Regions from separate parts of the Homo sapiens genome. Here region 1 is linked to region 2. The links are chromatin loops, found by intact Hi-C in ENCODE. Cell type or tissue: Panc1. All regions are shown on one strand. Each heading gives the region's core, and the rest is flanking DNA. Links, peaks and the distances in the headings are about the cores only. Region 1 has its middle 24 kb from the start of VIT. Region 2 has its middle 400 kb from the start of MIR548AD.

Region 1 (9,547 bases), core at 815-8,814, 800 kb after region 2:
ATAATTTTTAAAATTGGGAAATTATTGCAGTAAATCTAGGGAAAAAAAACTTTCATATACCTTAGAATTTATTTCCGATATCTATTCCATTCCATTGATCTCGATTTTTATTCCTGCACCAGTTTTGTATAGCTTCATAATAGTTTTGATTTGTCATCGAGCAAGTTTTCTCATACCCCTCAACTCCGAATTTCCTCAATATTCCTGCATGTTTATTCTTCCATTTGATCTTTGCGATGATACTGTCAAGTTCCACAAGTAATCCTGATGAGATTTTGATTGAAAGTGCCTGAACTTTACAAGTTAATTTAGGGAGAATTAGCATCTTGGTAGTAGTAAGCCTTCCTGTCACCCAAAAGACATATCTCTCTCTACATTTATTTCTGCCTTCTTGTCTTCCTTTATGACCCTCTGTAAACTCATTTTTATACTAATTTTTGTATGCTAGACCTGTACATTTCTTTTGAAGTTCACTTCTTGATAATTTAGGGGGTTTTGTCTTTTTTTTTTTTTTTTTTTTTTATGGAGTCTCGTGCTGTTGCCCAGGCTGCAGTGCAGTGGCGTGATCTCAGCTGACTGCAACCTCTGCCTCCTAGGTTCAAGGGATTCTCCCGCCTCAGCCTCCTGAGTAGCTGGAATTACAGGCATGCACCACAATGCCCAGCTAATTTTTTTTTTTTTTTTTTTTTTTGTATTTTTAGTAGAGATGGGGTTTCACCATGTTGGCCAGACTAGGCTGGTCTTGAACTCCTGACCTCAGGTGATCTGCCTGCCTCACCCTCCCAAAGTGCATGATTACAGGCATGAACCACCATGCCCAGCTTATTTTTTGATAATTTTTGTTATTGTTGTTGTAACTGGGAGTTTTCTTTTGTTATAGGTCCTAATAAAACTTTTGTCATATTTCCACATATTTGTAATAGAAAGGGACAAAGGTAATGGAAAGAAGTGAGTTGACTACATTTTTTTCCTGATCCATCAGTCTCACTCCGGGGTTGTAGTTTTTGAAATTGAAAATCAGAGTATGCAGGCTTTGTCATCTGGTTCCACCACGACAGCTTCCCTTGAAGCAAAGGAAGCCTCCTGTCTCCTGACCCATCTGAGGGGAGATTATGGGGGTATGAGGAAGTGTGGGAATAAAAAAATCAATTAATACTTCAGAATGTCATCCCACTGTATTATATATAGATTATACATATTTACATTAAACCAGAAACGTTAAATGGGACTTTTTATGTTGTCTCATATTCTGTGACCCTCAAAGACAAAAGTTCACACATACAAGGAGAGGTGTAAAGCATATTTTGGGACTTGTTATAATGTAAACACACACACACACACACACACTCACCCCCCAAAATGCAAAACAGAATCCTCTGAGGGAAACATAAATTGTTTTATTTTATTCTCAGTACTCTTCTGTGTTTTCTAAATATTTGCTAATAAACCAACTTAATTTTTATGGTCAGAAAAAAAACTAAATAGCAAGCCTAACAGAGTTTCAAATAAATTTGAGAAAACAGGGGGAAGATTTCATGCTTAGATATTCTCAAAGAGCACGTGGCTTCAAAGTAATGCCTGCACCTAACAACTGAAACCTGACCATAAGATCCCCTGTAATTCCAAAATGGCTAAAGGACAGAAGTAGAGGAAAGAAAGGGAAGAGGATGAAAGGGGGAGAAACAAAAATTTAAAGAACTCAGTGTGACTCCACCCAGAACTCTTTGATGACTGGGAGAAGCCAGGCCTCTCAGGCTACTTTGTTGTCCCACGTTCTTCAGCAAGTGGAATCGTTTTCAAAATGGAACCCATGGCCTTCAACAGGCAAGGAAGAGGTAATAGGCCAAATGAGTTGATCTCAGGCTCAAATAACCAGAGTGCAGAAGAAACCTGTCAATGTCATATCAAAGCCACTTCAGGTAAGAGTTACAAGATCATAGACAATGGGAGGAATGTCTCAGGCCGCAGACAGACATGCAGGCCTGAACTTCAAAGAAAGGAACAAAACATGGTACAGAAACAACAGAGAGATGAGCTTGATATTAATTCCAGAAAAAAAAATCTAGTTTGGATGATTAAACACTGGCCTTAATCCTTTAAAAGTGCTAGCAATTCAGTTTTTTAAATCCCTGAAAGAAGTTACTCTGGCTTTCTTTCTACTCATTAAATGAGCTCTAGTTGGTATACGCATGCGATATTCTTTAAGAAAGAGTTTCATTGGGCTCAGATGAGATTTGTAACAGAACAATGTTGCAGAGGCTGAAAGCACAAGCCATTCCAGCCCCCAGAACTATCAATGTAGAAACCAGTATTTCTTCAATGGCTATTAATTAATTGCCAGGCACTGTGCTGGGTTTGCGACGACTAAGGACTAAGGAAATGTCCTGTCTCTCAGGACATTCCAGAGGGGAGATAGACGGTAGGTGCTATTATAGCCATGATGGTACTCAGAGACTGGCATATCTGGAACAACATAAAAATGACATATTATTTTTCCAGGCCATTGGGAAAAGAACTTTAAGTACTTAACATTTGAGGAGGTTCCTCTGGCTGGCAGGCAAAGCTTTGTCCTTCTGTAGTGAAGGTAAGCAGAAACTGAATGACATTCTTCCTGGGATACTCCAGGTCGCACTGGGATCAAGTTTGGATTGAATGTCTCTGAAGTCTCTTACGTCTCTAAATACCACACTTCTGTAAGATGAGTCAGGACTGGGAGAGCCAGAAGAGGTTTCCAGGAGGAAGTAAGACTTGATTTGCACCCAAAATGAGGACAGAATTTCAATAAATAGAAAGTAGAACACAGCAAATGTGACTGAGTTTCTTCTCACCAAATGTATGCCAGGTAAATTACATTCTCTTCAGAGATTCTGTGAGATTCCCAATGTTCTCTAACAAATCCATGTCATGCTTAAACTAACCAGAGTGGATTCTGTTATTTCCACTTCTGAAATTTGCCTATTGCATTGACTCATTGAAGATCTCATGGATCGGTTGGGTCACACTGTGACTTTGCCTTCTTATTCATCAGGCGTACTATGTGTCATGGAAGATGCTATTCACGCCTTAATAATTGTGCTTTTTTTTTAATATCGTGGGTACAGAATTTATGAAATGTTTACCCTGTCTCTCAGTATAGTGGATTCTCATTTGTTCACTCCTCCCACCTAAATGTACCATGTATTTCTCCAATGTGCTCCTCACCAGGTGGGTAATTCTGCTAACAGGCAAAAATGGATAGAGCAAGATGCCACCAGAGGATACATCTCCCTTCTCCGAAGCAAGACAGAAAAACAAAACCATGTTTTACATAACACATTCATTTTCTTCTCCCTTTTCTTCTCAAAATTGCTCTCTTACACAAAAGCTCTTTCATCCAGCAGGAATAAAAAACATTAGTAAGAAAAATGCATACCTAAATACTGTACATTTATACATTCATTAATGATGACAAAGAACAACTTCAAAAGAAAATAGAACCAATAAATAATTCATCTGATCTGCCTACACAATGCTGAACAACCAGTTTGCTGTCGTCATCAAATTAGCTGGTTATTTATATATGACATCGTCTCAACCCAATATTAGTGCAAAGTGGTATATTTGAAAGGACTACAAATTAATGGGACTTTAGATGACTAAAAATAATCTAAATACTCAAATAATTCTTTCCATATTCACAAATCCAAAGTCTAGAAGAGAATTTCTAATCTAGCATACTACTAGCATATTTTTACATTTCTAAAGAGAAAGCATAGACTTGTTCATGTCTCCAAAGTATTCAGGCCCAATTAATACCATTTAAAAGAAGATTGTGATATATTTGAAGTAAGATTATACAAACATATACTCAGCTTTTTAGTGAGGAATTGTTATTTCCATTTAAAGAAAACTATGTATTACATAATTAATTTACGAGAAATCAACTTAGTGCCTTTTAGGTGATCATTTGTGTCAAGGTTCCCTTTCTCTAAAGGGCATCTTGCAAAACTCAATAGTGCCCCATTGTGGAACTGTGGGACAACTGACAGCTAATCCAGGCTTTGCTATTCTTTCTTCTGTTTTGTTTTCTTTATAAGATAAACTTTCTCTAGTTTAGAAACTACAACTAAATTTCTTTAGGTGTTAACAAAAACAAAGAACCAATCATATCCATGAATATGTAAATATACTTATAGAAGAATGTATATTTCTTAGAAACAAAATGCTTTTAATATTTCCTAACTTGTTACTTTAATGACTATTCCAAAGAGTAAAGAGAAAATAAACGCTACTTGTCAAAAGTACTGCCTTATTTTTCTACATATCGTGCCCCAAAGGTAAGTACATTAAAAACTATAAAAAGAACATAGGCGATATCACAGAAAAATCTCTTCTTCTAAGGATGTGGGAGGAAAATAGTTATAAAATATAATGGCACCTTATTTTCAAGCTTCATCTCATGATTGAAACAATTAAATTTTAAGAGAACAGTATATATCATAATTCACACGCATATTTTTTCTTCCTGTTGTGGAATGCACATTCTACAAGTCTAAAATGGAGCAAAATCTTGGGTCCATGCTTAAAGATTGTGCCTGATATTTCAAATCCTACTGACAAAAAAACACCTCATCTGTAATGTCATCTATCAGGTTGTTGCATGGTTCTAATTAACATTTTCCTCCGCATATTAAGGCTAGAACTCCTTCCTTGTTTATTCCCCCACTCCCTCATTGCCCCAATATTCCTGAGTCTTCTCTTTTTTAGGTGAATCATCTCCAGAACCTTAAACACTTTTTCACAAGACTTGGTTTTGTCTGCTTGTCCCCTTGTTGCAATCTATAGGACTACTCTGTGGAGGACACCACCTCCGAGCTTAAACTAAAACTTAAAAGTAAAATCATATGAAAGACGAAAAGCAGGACTATCCAGCCAGATGAGTTTCTAAATCAATGAACAAAGCATCAAAAAAATTGAGTTTCTGTTAAAATATGTTACACCATCCATCATTGAAGAAGTACAAGTCAGCAGAAACCTAGAGCAAAAGATTTCAAGAGTAGTGGTAGTCTCATCATAACAATAATAATAATACTTTTTTTACAAGTTATAAATGATACTTACAGATATTAAAAGCCAAAAAAAGAAAAAAGTTATAAATAAAATGGCACTAACTCATTTTAAAGAATAAATAACGATGGTTAAAGCAAGATGCACTATGATACCTGACAAATTATACGTTTGTAAACACTACAGAGAAACTGAAAGCGTAGATGGAGCAGTGGATGCTGCAAAGCAAAGAATCACAGATGCACTGGCTGGCATTACAAAGACAAAGTGCTCTGAAATTAGTCAAATAGATGACAATGGTTTAAAGAAGATGATTTAAAAAAATAGGAGCGTGTACGACTACAGATAACGGGTTACTAGATAAATCACAAAATGCCAACAATAAAGAAACATAAGCAGAAAAAAAATTTGCTTAACTGTTTCCTGATCTGAAGGATCATTTTGGCATGTTGTTATTCAGCACATTAAGAGAGCCCATTTAGTTCCACTCAGAAATAATCCTCACTGACATGTACTTGTCACGATTTTATACTTTAACTAAGGCAGGATTTCCAGGCTGCCAGAAAGAAATAGGAAGCAACATTTAAAGATGAAAGTGATAAGAATGAATGTGGACCTTCTTTTGAGACTTTTGAAAAATGAAGAATCTTGTAGAAAAAAATACATGAAGTAGAAGAAACTGACATTGAATTGTGGATTATGTGCTCATCTTCAGGAAACTTGATCGGTTGGTGACCTGAGCAATCTTCTTCTGACAAGTGCCCTGGGGCCTTTGGCTGGGAGATAATTTTTTGTTAATTTCCTACTTTGAGGTCTTCTTGAACTCAGGTAGCATAATTTGAGCCCCAACCCTACATGAGTTATAGGTCTTTGATTACAAATTCTCAAAATGCATTTCTTTTTTCTACTCAGAGACTAACCCAAGACATCAGAGTTTCATGGCACCTCTGCTGTTGAGTGAAACTTTTTCTAATCTATCCTTTTCCTGAGGTTGTAGCTGTGTAATGACTCTGGCTGTATGCTGGGGAATCAGTTACCTTTAGGAGACCCTAAGTCTTCTCTTCTGGCCCTGTGTGAATGCTGAAACCGAAATCCCTAAATTACTAAAACTTAGAGTCCCTCCCCGACCCCTTCTCCCCAAGCCAGCGGCAATACCAGTTCACCTGTTTACCTCTCTGGTTTTATTCCCATCCAGACTTTTTTTCTTTCCTGGCCACAGGAGATTTCCCATACATTCTGCATATTATACAATAAACATATTTGTGCATCATTTTAAATAAATGTATAACTATTATATGGATCTATCATAATTTTTAATGTACCTATTGAAATGTTTGATTTTTCACAATTAGAAATAATACTTGGGCAAAGATTATAATTTATTTACCTACCTATTGAACTGTTTGATTTTTTTACAAATAGAAATATTGCTCCGGTAAATATCCATGTATCTAAACTTTCGTGGAAATGTGTAATGATTTCCTTAAAATAGATTTCTCGTAAAGGATTGCTAGGCCAAAGGTTATGCGCATGTTCAAGGTTTTCACTTCAGCCATAGACAGCACTCTGTAATACCTTTCTTATGATATTTACCTATTTCTTCCTTATTTTATACTCATTGATGGACTTAACTTGTATTCCTTACTAGATTTTAAACCTAATGGTAAGTAAATCCACAATATTCCACTAGTTTGAACAAAGCACTTAATAAAAATCTTCTGGCTTGAATGTAGCCAAAATTAGTAATTTTAATGGTTCAGAATCAATATTAATAAACTTGTCCTTGAGTTTTATTGGGACACAGCTGCAGCACAGAAAAATGGCCTCTCAATGCAGTTCCTACCTATCTAGGTTTTGTGCTAGATTTCCAGAGAGAAGAAAGGATGGAAGATTAAAGAATAATAAATGAATCTATGGTGGCAAGAGAGACAGAAAAAATGGCTAATAAGAATATAAAAAGATGTTCAACTTCATTAGTCATTAGGGAAATGCTATTCAAAGCCACAATGAAACACCATTTCACACTCACTAGGAAGGCTAAATTTTTTTAAAAAACACAAACAATAAAAAATGTTGGTGAGGATGTAGAGAAATTGGAACTCTCACACATTGCAGGTGGAAATATAAAATTGTGCAGTCACTTTGGAAAACAATTTGGCAGTTTCTCACAGTGTTAAACATAGTTACCATACAACCTAGTAATTTTATCCCTGGGTATCTACCCAGGAGAAATGAAAACACATGTCCACACAAAAACCTGTACATAATGTTTATAATAGCATTATTCATAATAGCCCCAAGGTAGAAACAACCCAAATGTCCATCAGCTGATGACAGGATAAACAAATGTGGTATATCCATTCAATAGAATACTATTTGAACATAAATGAAATGAAGTACTGATAGCACTACAACATAAATAAATGTTGTAAACACTATGCCTAGTGAAAGAATCCAGTCATAAAAGACCACATATTGTATGATTCTATTGGTATGAAATGCCAGAATAGGCAAATCCATGGAGACAGAAAGTAGATTAGTGGTTGCCAGGGGCTAGGAGGAGGAAATAATGGGAAGGGAATATTAATTAGCACTGGAGTTTCTTTGGGAATGATAAAAATTGTTCTAAAATTAGATTATGGTAATGGCTGCACAACCCTGGAAATATACTAAAGAACACTGAATTGTACACTTCAGTGAACTTTATGGTATGTAAATTTTCTCAATAAATTTGTAAAAAGAGAGAGAGGGGAAAAAAAGAGATCTCAACTCCAATTTACCCTTGTTGTAAGACTCTGTGTTTCATTAATTACCATTCCCATGCATATCCAAATCTCTCATTGACTAAATAGCAGTTTGACATTTTTCCTGAAATGATCAGAGCTTACAAAAAGTTCAGATGCACCCTAATGTTCCCCCTCTGCATTTTTTAAACTGCTGTTTACTTCAGCTTTTATTTATCCATCTTCAATCTTTATTCATTATTTTCTGATTGTAAACAGCTTTGCACTATTTGCTTTGCAGAGGAATTTACTAGTGCCCCTAAGACTTGCATTGTTTAACAACCTCTTTCTTTAACTGCCTGCTCCTTTGCAAAAAGTCTTTGGGAGCAGTAAGAAGGAGGATTTTATCTTTATATGATGTATTCATAAACCTTTGTATATACTCAACCGTTAAAACTTCTCACAGATTGTGGCTGTAAAATACAAAGCTTGAATGATAAATTTCAACTGATGGGACCAGTTGTTTCAGAGACAATAAAACACATATCATATAATCTTACTTTAAACACACACTTCTTCACCCACAAACCCACCTCTGCAATTGGGAAATAGGCATAATGGAGAAATTTTCTGCAAGAAGGCATAAAAACCAGAGTTCTTAAAAATCTACGTCAATCTTCCTCCTCCTCCTCAACATTAACTTCCACTGCACTACTATTCCCCACTTTCCCTTCCTGCACCTTCTAGCAATCCCATGGTGATTTTTAATGATAGCTGTTCTCAAATTTGTTTGTAGTTTCTGTGTATGGACACTCCTGTAGGAATTTCCAGAGTATTAACCAACCGTTTGAGTAGATTGGTGATGGGGAGGGGAGAACATCCTTCCGCCTTAGGAGTGCACCTCAGGGGAAGACAAAGTGGTAATTGTATTGTGGTGAGTGAACGCAAACTGCTGAAGAAATAAGTCACACATCACCTCTAGACAAGGAGGCTCAGTTACAGGGTGAATCAGTTGTCCAAAGAGATGGAGAGTAAACACCAACCTCAATTCTGCAGAGACTGGGAAGCTCAATGGAGAAAGCCCATTTTTTATTCTTACCAACTATTCTGAGAGATGCTAAACATTTTGCTGGCGGGGGAATGGAATAGATCTGTTTACTTTTTCCCCCACCCCCGGTAAGTTCTCACATAGCCCTCTTTTCTATTTTTATGGTTTTCTGCATGTGCTTTGATGTTTTTCTATTTTTTCCCCATTTTCTCTCAAGAGCTCACTCTTAACCACAAAGTACAATGACAGGAAATGTACATTTGTTCAAGATAGTATAGAAATGGTTTACATTTTTGCTTCACTTTGCCCAAAGGGGAAGGTGTTTCCAACTACAAAATTAGGGGAAGAGGGAGGGCAGGCCACACACAGAGAATTTGCACTCTGGTTGACTTGAGTTCACTTTTAAATTTAGAGCCAAGGAAGCTTGAAACTGAAACAAAGGCAATGCATTTGGCTATGTGTGGCAGGAAATGACCTTTCCTATGTTGAAATGATAAAATAATTTACCATAAGAAATATCATTTAATAATGAGTAATAGTCTTTTGAAATAATGTGTTTTTTTAAAAAAAAAACTGGGTTTCTAACGTATTGTCTAGAGACAGATCCTAATTTGTTAAATAGGTAGGATATATAGTGTTGTGGAACAGGAGAAGAGACCACACCTCAACCACCCTGACAGTAGGATCAGAAGCCTGTGTCTGGGGCTAGAGATCCTCACATGCAGAACAG
Region 2 (9,547 bases), core at 1,010-9,009:
ATATGTATGTTATATATATATACCAAAAAAATGTACCTCAAAAAAATGTACCTCAACAAAACCACAATGGATTGGAAGGGAAATGATTAAGCCAATAGTAGAGATAAAATAAAATATTAACAAAACAAACTTGATTAATAAGTAAAATGAACCTTGATTAATCCAGCAGAAAGAAGAAAAAGAAGAGAAAGGAAATAAAATCAAGTAGCATGATGGTAGATTTAAATCTGTGTCAAAAATTATCTAAGTGTAAATGGCCTACACACTCTAATAATCAGATTATCAGACTGGACAAAAAAGCAATGATGAACTATATATAACATGTCTACATTTTATGTATACCCATTTTAAGTATAAGGTATCAATAGGATAAAAGTAAAAGGAATGCAAAAAGCATATGATGCAAACGCTAATATTAAAAAGCCATAGTGGCTACAGTTAGGTAAAGTAAACTTCAAATAAAGAATTAACAGGGCAATAAAGAGGCATTTTATAACGATAAATGGGTCAATTCCTAATGAAGATATAATAATCCTACACTGTAAATGCCTAAACAGAATTTCAAAAAGCATGAAGCAAAAACTGGCAAAACTGAGAGCAGAAAGAGAAAAATTTACCATTATAATTGGAGATATCAACACTCATATCTTAATAATGATAAAGCATGTAGATAGAATATCAGTGAAGATACAGAAGACTGAGCAGCACAAACAACTTGACCTAATTGACACTTATTTATAGAACACCTTACCAAAGAACAGCAGAATATACATTATTTTTTATTGAATATGGCACATTCACCAAAATAGACCATATGTTGGGCCATAAAACAAGATTCATTCAATTTAAAAAGATTCAAATTCACAGTATGTTCTCTGACAGCAATAGCATTAATGTAGAAATCAACAAGAAAAAGCTATCTGGAAAAGTACCAAATAGTTGGACATTAAACAATACACCTCTAAATAAACATGTCAAAGAAAGAATCACAAAAAGAATTAGAAAATACCTAAAATTTCACAAAAATGAAATCATCAAAACATCAAGATTTCTAAGATGCTGCTAAAACAGTTATTAGAGAGATATTTATAGCCTTAAATACTTATATTAGAAAAGAAGAAAGTTCTAAAAATTAATAAGGTAAGCTTTTAAGAAACTAGAAAGAGGGAAAATAAACACAAATTAGCATAATGAAATTAATAATAAACAATTGAAAATCAATAAAACAGAAAGCAAATAAAAATAGAGAAAAATCAGTTAAAACCAAAGGTGTTTCTTTGAGAAGACCAAAAAACTGATAACTTTCTTACTAGCTTGATCACGAATAAAAAAGGGAAAAGATACAAATTATCAGAAATTAAAGAAGAGACATCGCTAAAGATCTTACAGATGTTAAAATATAATACATGACTTTTTTTTTTTTGAGACAGAGTTTCCCTCTTGTCACCCAAGCTGGAGTGCAATGGCATGATCTCAGTTCATTGCAACCTCCGCCTCCCCAATTCAAGTGATTCTCCTGCCTCAGCCTTCCAAGTAACTGGGATTACAGGTGCCTGCCACCACGCCTAACTAATTTCTATATTTTTAGTAGAGACGGGGTTTCACCATGTTGGCCAGGCTGGTCTTGAACTCCTATCCTCAGGTGATCCACCTCCCTCAGCCTCCCAAAGTGCTGGGATTAAAGGAGTGAGCCATCACACCCTGCCATACATGACAATTTTAATGCCTATATGATATAATATTCTACCATCAAGAAAAACACAAGTTGCTAGAAAATCACAACAAATCAAAAGCCACACAAGGATATAGAAAATCTAATTAGCCTAATATTCATTGAAAACATTGATTTCTCTATCAAATATGTATCTACAGATATCTCTACAAGGTGCTGATTTCATTTTCTTTTAGTATATTCCCAGAAGAGGGACTACTATGTCATTAAGTAGTTCTATTTTTAATATTTTTGAGGAAACTTCATATGGTTTTTCATATAGCTGCACCAATGTACATTCCCACCAAGAGTGTACAAGAGTATATTTTCTCCACACCCTTTCCAACACTTGATGTCTCTTGTCTTTTTTATAATAGCTATTCTACCACGTGTAAGGTGACACCTCATTGTGGCTTTGATTTGTGTTTTCCTGGTGATTAGTGATGTTGAGCACCTTTTCATACACCTTGGCCATTTTTATATCTTCTTTGAAGAAATGTCTATTCAGATCTTTTACCCATTATAAAATCAGGTTATTTGATTTTTTGTGATTGAGGTGTATGTGCTCCTTATATAATTTGGATATTAACCCCTTATCAGAAATATGGTTAGGAAATACTTTCTCCCAACCCATTTGCTCTCTTTCATTTTTGTCAATTGTTTTCTTTACTGCATAGAAGTTTTTAAATTTGATTTGATTAGGAACTTACAGAGGTATCTGTGCTGTCGCGTTCACTGAAACTTAATTCACAATAGCCAAGATATGAAAACAACCTAAGTGTTCATTGATGGATGAATGGATACAGAAATTTTGGTACATATATCACAATGGAATATTATTCAGCCTTTTAAAAAGAAAGAAATTCTGTCATTGACAACAAAATGGATGAACCTAGAAGACATTATGCTAGGTGAAATAAACCAGACACACATAGACAAATACTGCATGATCTCACTTATATGGGAAAGAAGGGGAGTGAGGGGAGGGAGGGAAGGAAGAAAGGAAGGAATTGAAAAGTTGAATACATAGAAACATAGAGTACAAGGATGGTTACCAGGAAGGCAGGGAGGGATGGGAAGATGTAGGTCAAAGGATGAATAAGCCTAGAGATTTAATGTATAACATGAAGATTAAATTAATAATATTGTATTGTTACAATGCGGAAATTGGCTAAAACAGTTAGTAGATTTTAGGTACTCTTACCACCAAAAAAAGGGAAAGGTAAATATGTGAGATGATTAGTATGTTAATTTTATTGACTACAGTAACTATTTTGCTGGGTATAAATATATCAAAACATCACATTGTACACCTTAAATATATGCAATTTTAAAAACTTAAATCTCTCCAGTAAAAAGCTAAGGATCTTATGGCTTCAATAGTCAATTGTGTCAGACATTTATGGAAGAAATAATACCAACCATACACTTTTAGGAAACAGAGAAGGAGAGAATACTTTCCAAATCATTTTGTGAAGCTAGCATCACCCTGATACAAAATCAGACAGAGACATTACAAATGAAAGAACCATAGACCAATATCTATGCATTAAATGAATATACATGCAAAAACCTATTAACAATTTATTGTAAATAAAATCCAACAATATATAAGGATAACATAAGGGGTTTGTTCTGGGAATGCAAAGATGCTATATCATTCAAAAACCAAATAATAGAATTCACCCATTAAAAAATAAAGAAATATATCATCATCTCAAAAGATGCATAAAAAGTACTTAATAAATTTCAAGACAACTTCATGGGGACTGTCAGAAAGATAGTAATAAGAGAGAAAGAACTTCTTCAACCAATAAAGATATCAATGAAAAAGCTATTTTCATTATTATCTAATTGCATTATTAACAGTGAAAAATTGAATGCTTTCCCTCTGAAAATCAGGACTAAGTCATGGATATCCACATTCACCATTTCTATTAAACTTTAGGGCATGCAAAGATTCTTTATATGTTTTTGTGAATAGGTTATATGGCCTTGGAAAAGGATAAGTATGTTTACAATGTTGGCTGCCGAGTTCTTTATATGTCTATGAGTTCAGGTTGTTAATTAAATTGTCTACTTGATCAAAGTGTATTAAAAAATATTCCCATCAGAATTCAGTTTGGGAAAGTTTGGGTAATTCTGCCAATTTTTTCCTCATATGTTTGAGGCTACATTGTTGGATTAATAAATTCAGGACTCAAGATTGTTATAACTTCATAGAGAACTGTTATTTTTATTAAGTGATAATCCTCATTATTCCCAGCAACACATTTGTCTTTGAGTCCATCCATTCTGATAATATTGCTACATCAAATTTTTTTGGATTGGATTTTTTATTTTTCAATCACTTACCTTTCAACTTTCTATACCATCATATTAAAGAGACATATCTTGCAAAATGCTTATAGCTGGATTTAATTTTTGCTTTTGTAGTCTCTCTTTCTCTTTCTCTCTCTCCTTCCCCCGCCCCCGGAAGAAACTCTCAACATGAAATATTCTTATATTTACAATTGTTGTGATAGCTGATATATGTAAATTTATTTTTCTTTTAAATGTTTAATTCCTTTTTAAGTATATACTGTCTTTAGCTTGTAATATTTATCTCTAGTTATATTTGTTACAGAACTGTGATTTTTCATTTGAAGCTCTTTTTTAAGAAGTCTTTTCTAAAAATACATATCAAAAGAGGGGTAAAAAGGCACCAGTTAATGTCTGTTTCTTAATTGAAATTACCAGCCTTTCTTCCAATAGGAAGGTGACATATTTGTGAGAATTTTGGATCTAGAAGGAAACTTAAGAGAGGCTGACACTCATTTTACATGTGAGAAAACTGAAGCCTGGAGTGTGTAGATGTTCAATGTCACAGAGTGAGTAATCACGATCTGATTGAACTGAAGTCACCTAACTCTTTGTCTAGTATTCTTTCCATGGTGTCCTTTTAGATTTATGTTGTACAGACTGTTGAATATCATCAGTTCTGCAATACAATAGTAGCACATGTCTTCCTGAAGGAGCTTGTAAATTGAATCAATTCTGAGATATGCATATTAAGTTAAGAAGCATGCAAAGCAGATGGCAAAATGCAAATGGATTAAGAGCTCCAAGGTTATCCAGACTAGAGTCTATTTAAAGAAATGGTAGTCTGTTTAAGTTTTATCTGTGACTTTGAAAACAATAGGCTCAACCATACAGAGAGATATGAAACAGTCTAACTTAAATTTGCCCTTTGTGAAAAGTGCTTTATTTTAATATCTAGTTTATTATTTCTCATTTATGTATACCTGGCAGTATTCTTTCTCTGCAGCTTCTACTTTTCCATTGAGTACTTAATTTTTTTTTATCATTTATTTCCCCTCAAAGATATTAACCTGCTTGGCATTAATCTGATTTTCTAAGCCATATTTCATTTCCTTTGTTACTTTTCCAGATACCTAAATTTTAAAAATGTTATTTTCAGCTAATACCATCTGGGACATGAAATGAAAACCCTGTGTACAGAGTAATTACCCTATATTTCAAAATGAACTGCTGGGGTAAATTAAATGATGAAGTAATATGTCTTGAGATCTCACGGTGTTGACAATGGAAATGTAGCAGTCATATTCAAAAACAGCTCATACTTTATATGAGAAAAAAAGGGAAATGCTAAAATCTAGTTTCAAATTGAGCTTTAATTTCTAGTTTAACATTCTCTTCTCAGGACATAGAATGCCAGACTTCCTAGCTCAGCAGATCTTTCAAAACCAGCCTTTGAGATTTCGGTCTAGGGCTGCATTCTGAGCATACTCTTTAGGGCAGATAGACCAATTAGGCATTTTTCTGACAGCAGCCAATGTCGTGGGGCCTTTGTTAAATTTCTGTCACATCTTGTACTTATGAAAATGAACTGCGTCCTTGGGAATTTCAAAAGGTAATGAAGCATGGACCGGAGAAGGGCACCAGAGGGAGACAGAGCACAGAACGCGTATGTCGTTGTAGCATCGTGATGGGGGAATGTGGTTTCTAATGATGGTGATGGTTCTCTATGGTACATAGGTCCAAAGAGGCTGAATCAAAATGCCAACCTCATGAATTCTAATGTCCAGAATAACCTAATTTTTGACAAAACTCCTGTGTGCCACCAAGTATTCTGAGAAAATGTAGATATGAAATTGTGTCTATTTTATTTTATATACAGACATATTTAAAGCTGAGAAAGGGCAGACATGAGCTTTCCACACTCTCTTGAGCATACTCTATATTGTATCTGCCCATGTCAGCTCCAATCTCAGCCTTTCACCCCTTGAACTGAAGAGCTCACTGAATGACCAGCTTATCTTGAACCATGCTTCCAACCTCTGGAGCTCGTCCCATTTTACTTTTATTCTTCTCCCTCTGTTCTTTTCCTTCCTGTCCCAGTCTCAGTCCTGCATTTATCTGTTCATCCTCAGATTCCCTGGAACTTCACTTTGAGTGACAAAATCATCCCTTTTTCCCAGAGATGGTCCCAATTTTAGTACTGGAAGTTCCTACTCCCCATCCTTTCTAAGTTGCTCTGAAGATTTACAACTTTCTTCACACCCAACCAAGGGACCAATCCCGCTTCATACTCATTTCTTCAACAGCTTTCTTTGTCTAATAAAACACCAACACACATACCCAAACACCACACACACACACACACACACACACACCGTGCATACACACACACTTTAAAAATATACTAAACAAACCCAGGCCTCGCTTCACTGTAGTTTGACTTAAACGGCACCTTTCTCTTTGCCCCTTCAATATTAGCTAGAACCTCATTCATAAAATTTGCTTCACTCTGCATTTTGTTTGTATTTCGAGCCCCTGTGCTCCCAGGTCAGCCCTGTGCTTAGTAGGTGTTTCTGTCTCTTTGACTCATTTCATCAAGCTTTTAACACTCTCTGACCCTTACTTGCAGGCTCACACTTGCCTTGAATATTGAGCTAACCTAGGAAAGAAAGTGTATATGTCAATAATCCTTCCCTCTTTTCCTCCATGAAATGGAACATGGAATTAACTCACGTTTCCAAGCTGTGGAATTTACTGACCAAAAGTAAATATTCACCTTCTCCATGTGATGTGCTTTCTTCTTCCCTTTTTGGAAGCTTTTAAGGTCTTCCCTTTATCTCTATTGTTCTGAAATGCTGTATATGCTTTTGTAAGGATTATTTTTCATTCATTGTGCTAAAGACTCAATGAGTCTTTCATTGTGAAGATTCATGTCTGCTGATACCTTTTTAAAAATATTCCTTTTCTATTAATTTACACATTCTGTCATTTTTCTTTTCTTTCTAATGGTTATTGTTTATATGTGACATTCTGTTCTTTTTAATAGATGCAACATTTTCTCATTAAGGTGATCATAAAATATAATGCATTTATTTAATGTGTATTGTCATCTTTCTAATAATCAAATAATTCTATTAAAATATATCTTACAATGCCTTTATTTTAGTTATAAGTTAAATTATATAAGTTAAAGAGTTTCATTTTATAATGTTAAGAGTATGACAGTATATAGTGAAGTGAAATTGTTGAAGTTGCTCAAAGGACTGTGGAAAATCTTGTTTCTGGCCTCCGAATTCACAGCCTTACAGTGCTGTTGAAAACTGAGAGCAAACTTAATATATTATATATTTTGTATCTGCCAAAAAATAGATCATCCTAAAAGAGCCACCTCTGTTTTCTCTAGTCTACAGAGGTCAGTTGAAGGACTCACATGCTTTAATCCTAATCAATGTGTTGAATGAAAAATACACGAAGAAAACAATTCCACATAGGGGCAGATTTTTTAAATAATAAGAGAAAAAAAAGAGTGATCATAATAATTAGAAATGAACCAAAGGCCACGTGAATTTTAAGTAAAATAAGTCCCTGGGGATAAAACCAAATTAAAAAGTTATTAATGGAAGTTCTTAATGGCACAGGAGTCCTTAGACAAGGCAGGGGAAAATTGTGAGTCAGCACTGAATTAATAACAAAATGCCCTCTCTATTAACAAAATTATACCACAGTGCAACTGAATAAGATGACATGGGAAGTCACTTCTGCATCAGGCAAGGTAAATACTATAAGAAATATTATAGAAAAATTAGTCCAACCCTTGTTTTAATAGAGAAGCAACTGAGACCAAACGGGAACACTTTCTTAAAGGAAAAACAAACATGTCGTTCTTCACAAGGTGGCAGTAAAGAGAAAAATGAGAGTCAAGCAAAGGGGGCAGCACCTTATAAAACCATCAGATTTTGTGAGAACTTACTCACTATCATGAGAATAACATGGGGAAAACCGTACCCATGATTCAGCTACCTCCCACCGGGTCCCTCCCACCACACACAGGGATTATGGGAACTACAATTCAAGATGAGATTTGGGTGGGAACACAGCCAAACCATATCAGGGGGTACCCTAAGCCCAGTAGCAAGGCTGTGGTTCTTCTAGGCTTGTGGAGGCACTGCCTTGACGATCTTAGACATGTTCCAGGAGAATTCACTGGATTATCAGGCAGAGACTATTGTTCTCTTCCCTCACTTTCTCGGAAAAAAATGAAGTCTCTCTCTCTGTTCTGAGCCAACTAAAGCTGGCGGTGGAGTGACAGGCACCCGAGTGGCCACCACTACTGTGTCTGCACTGAGTCTGACCTGAAGCCAGCACAGCACTGGGTCTTACCCAAGGCCTGCTGTAATAACCCCTTGGCTATGCCTATATTCACTCAAGGCCCTCGGGCTCTACAATCAGCAGGTGGCAAAGCCATCCAGGCCTATATCCTTCCCTTCAGGGTGGCAAGGTCCCCCAGGTCCTTGGTGGGTTCAAACATGCCACCAAGAACGCAGGGACTAAAGTCAAAAATCTTAGTCTACCTGGTTTTCTGTTTTACTGATGCTGATCTGGCACTCAAACCACATTTTGCAGTCCTTCTCACTCTTCCCTCCCCTTTCCAAAGGCTGAGGGGACTCACACCATAGCCACTGTCACCACTGGCCATTGGGAGTACTGTCAGACTACCACTGATGTTCCCTTTTGTTCCAAGAACACTTACGTCATTTTGTGGTGAATGCTGCGTGGCCTGGGACTCAACCTTTGGGGCAGTTGGCTCTCCTCTAATCCAGGGCAGGTACAGAAATGCTGTCCAAGAGTCAAATGTTGGAATCAGGGGCCCCAACAGTCCACTTGGTACTGTATGCCTCCTGTGTCCATGCTGGTACCTGAAGCCAGCAAGTCTCAGAGGCTCAACTAAGGCCCTCAACATAGTGCCTTGGTATCACTGCTTGTTATTTGCAGCCCAAGGGCTCTTCAGTTAGTAGGTGATGAATGCGGCCAAGACCCCTTGAAGACAATGGGTTCCCTTCTGGCCCAGGCTGTGTCTAGAAATGTACAGGAGCTGGGGCCTGTAGCAGGAACCTCACCACTCTGACTGGTGCCCTGTCCTGCTGTGGCTGAGCTGCTATCCAAGATGCAAGACAAAGTCCTCCCTCTCTTTCCTCTCCTCTCCTCAGGTGGCAGGAAGGGGTCTCTTCTGGAGCCCTCAACTGTGCATTGTGGGATTAGGGGAGGGAGATACCAGCACTTTCTTGGCTGCCCCAGCTGGTGTCTCAGTATGTCAGGTGCCCCTACAGTCAACTGTCTCTGGGCCTAGCTCAGCCCTAGGGCTCACCTACGAGTTGCAATCCTTGTGATCTAGAATGCCTTACAAGTTTACTTAGAGAACAAGAGCACTTTGGCCCCCAGTGGTGGGGTTTGGGGGCACTCAAGTTCAGACGGTTGGGATAGGCGATTCCCCTCTGTCTAGGGCTGGTTTAAATGCTCCCTCTGTGGACAGGTGTC

What was found. Peaks named below come from ENCODE experiments on the same cell type or tissue, not always from the same donor. Only the 100,000 strongest peaks of a DNase experiment are listed, where the experiment ranks them.
Region 1: a loop joins it to region 2, with 7 times the contacts of the local background. A loop is called at or near these places in 7 of 110 quality-filtered maps.

What each region holds. Positions count from the first base shown.
Region 1 is chr2:36,668,408-36,677,954 of GRCh38, forward strand. No RefSeq gene overlaps it. Among named protein-coding and RNA genes, the nearest start is that of VIT, 24 kb to the right of the region's middle. In Panc1, for the core only: CTCF peaks have their summits at 4,005 and 4,227; no DNase peak of the experiment used is centred there; H3K27ac peaks cover 7,344 bases.
Region 2 is chr2:35,866,218-35,875,764 of GRCh38, forward strand. No RefSeq gene overlaps it. Among named protein-coding and RNA genes, the nearest start is that of MIR548AD, 400 kb to the left of the region's middle. In Panc1, for the core only: CTCF peaks have their summits at 5,648 (motif pointing right), 5,913, 7,959 and 8,164; a DNase peak (open chromatin) is centred at 5,653.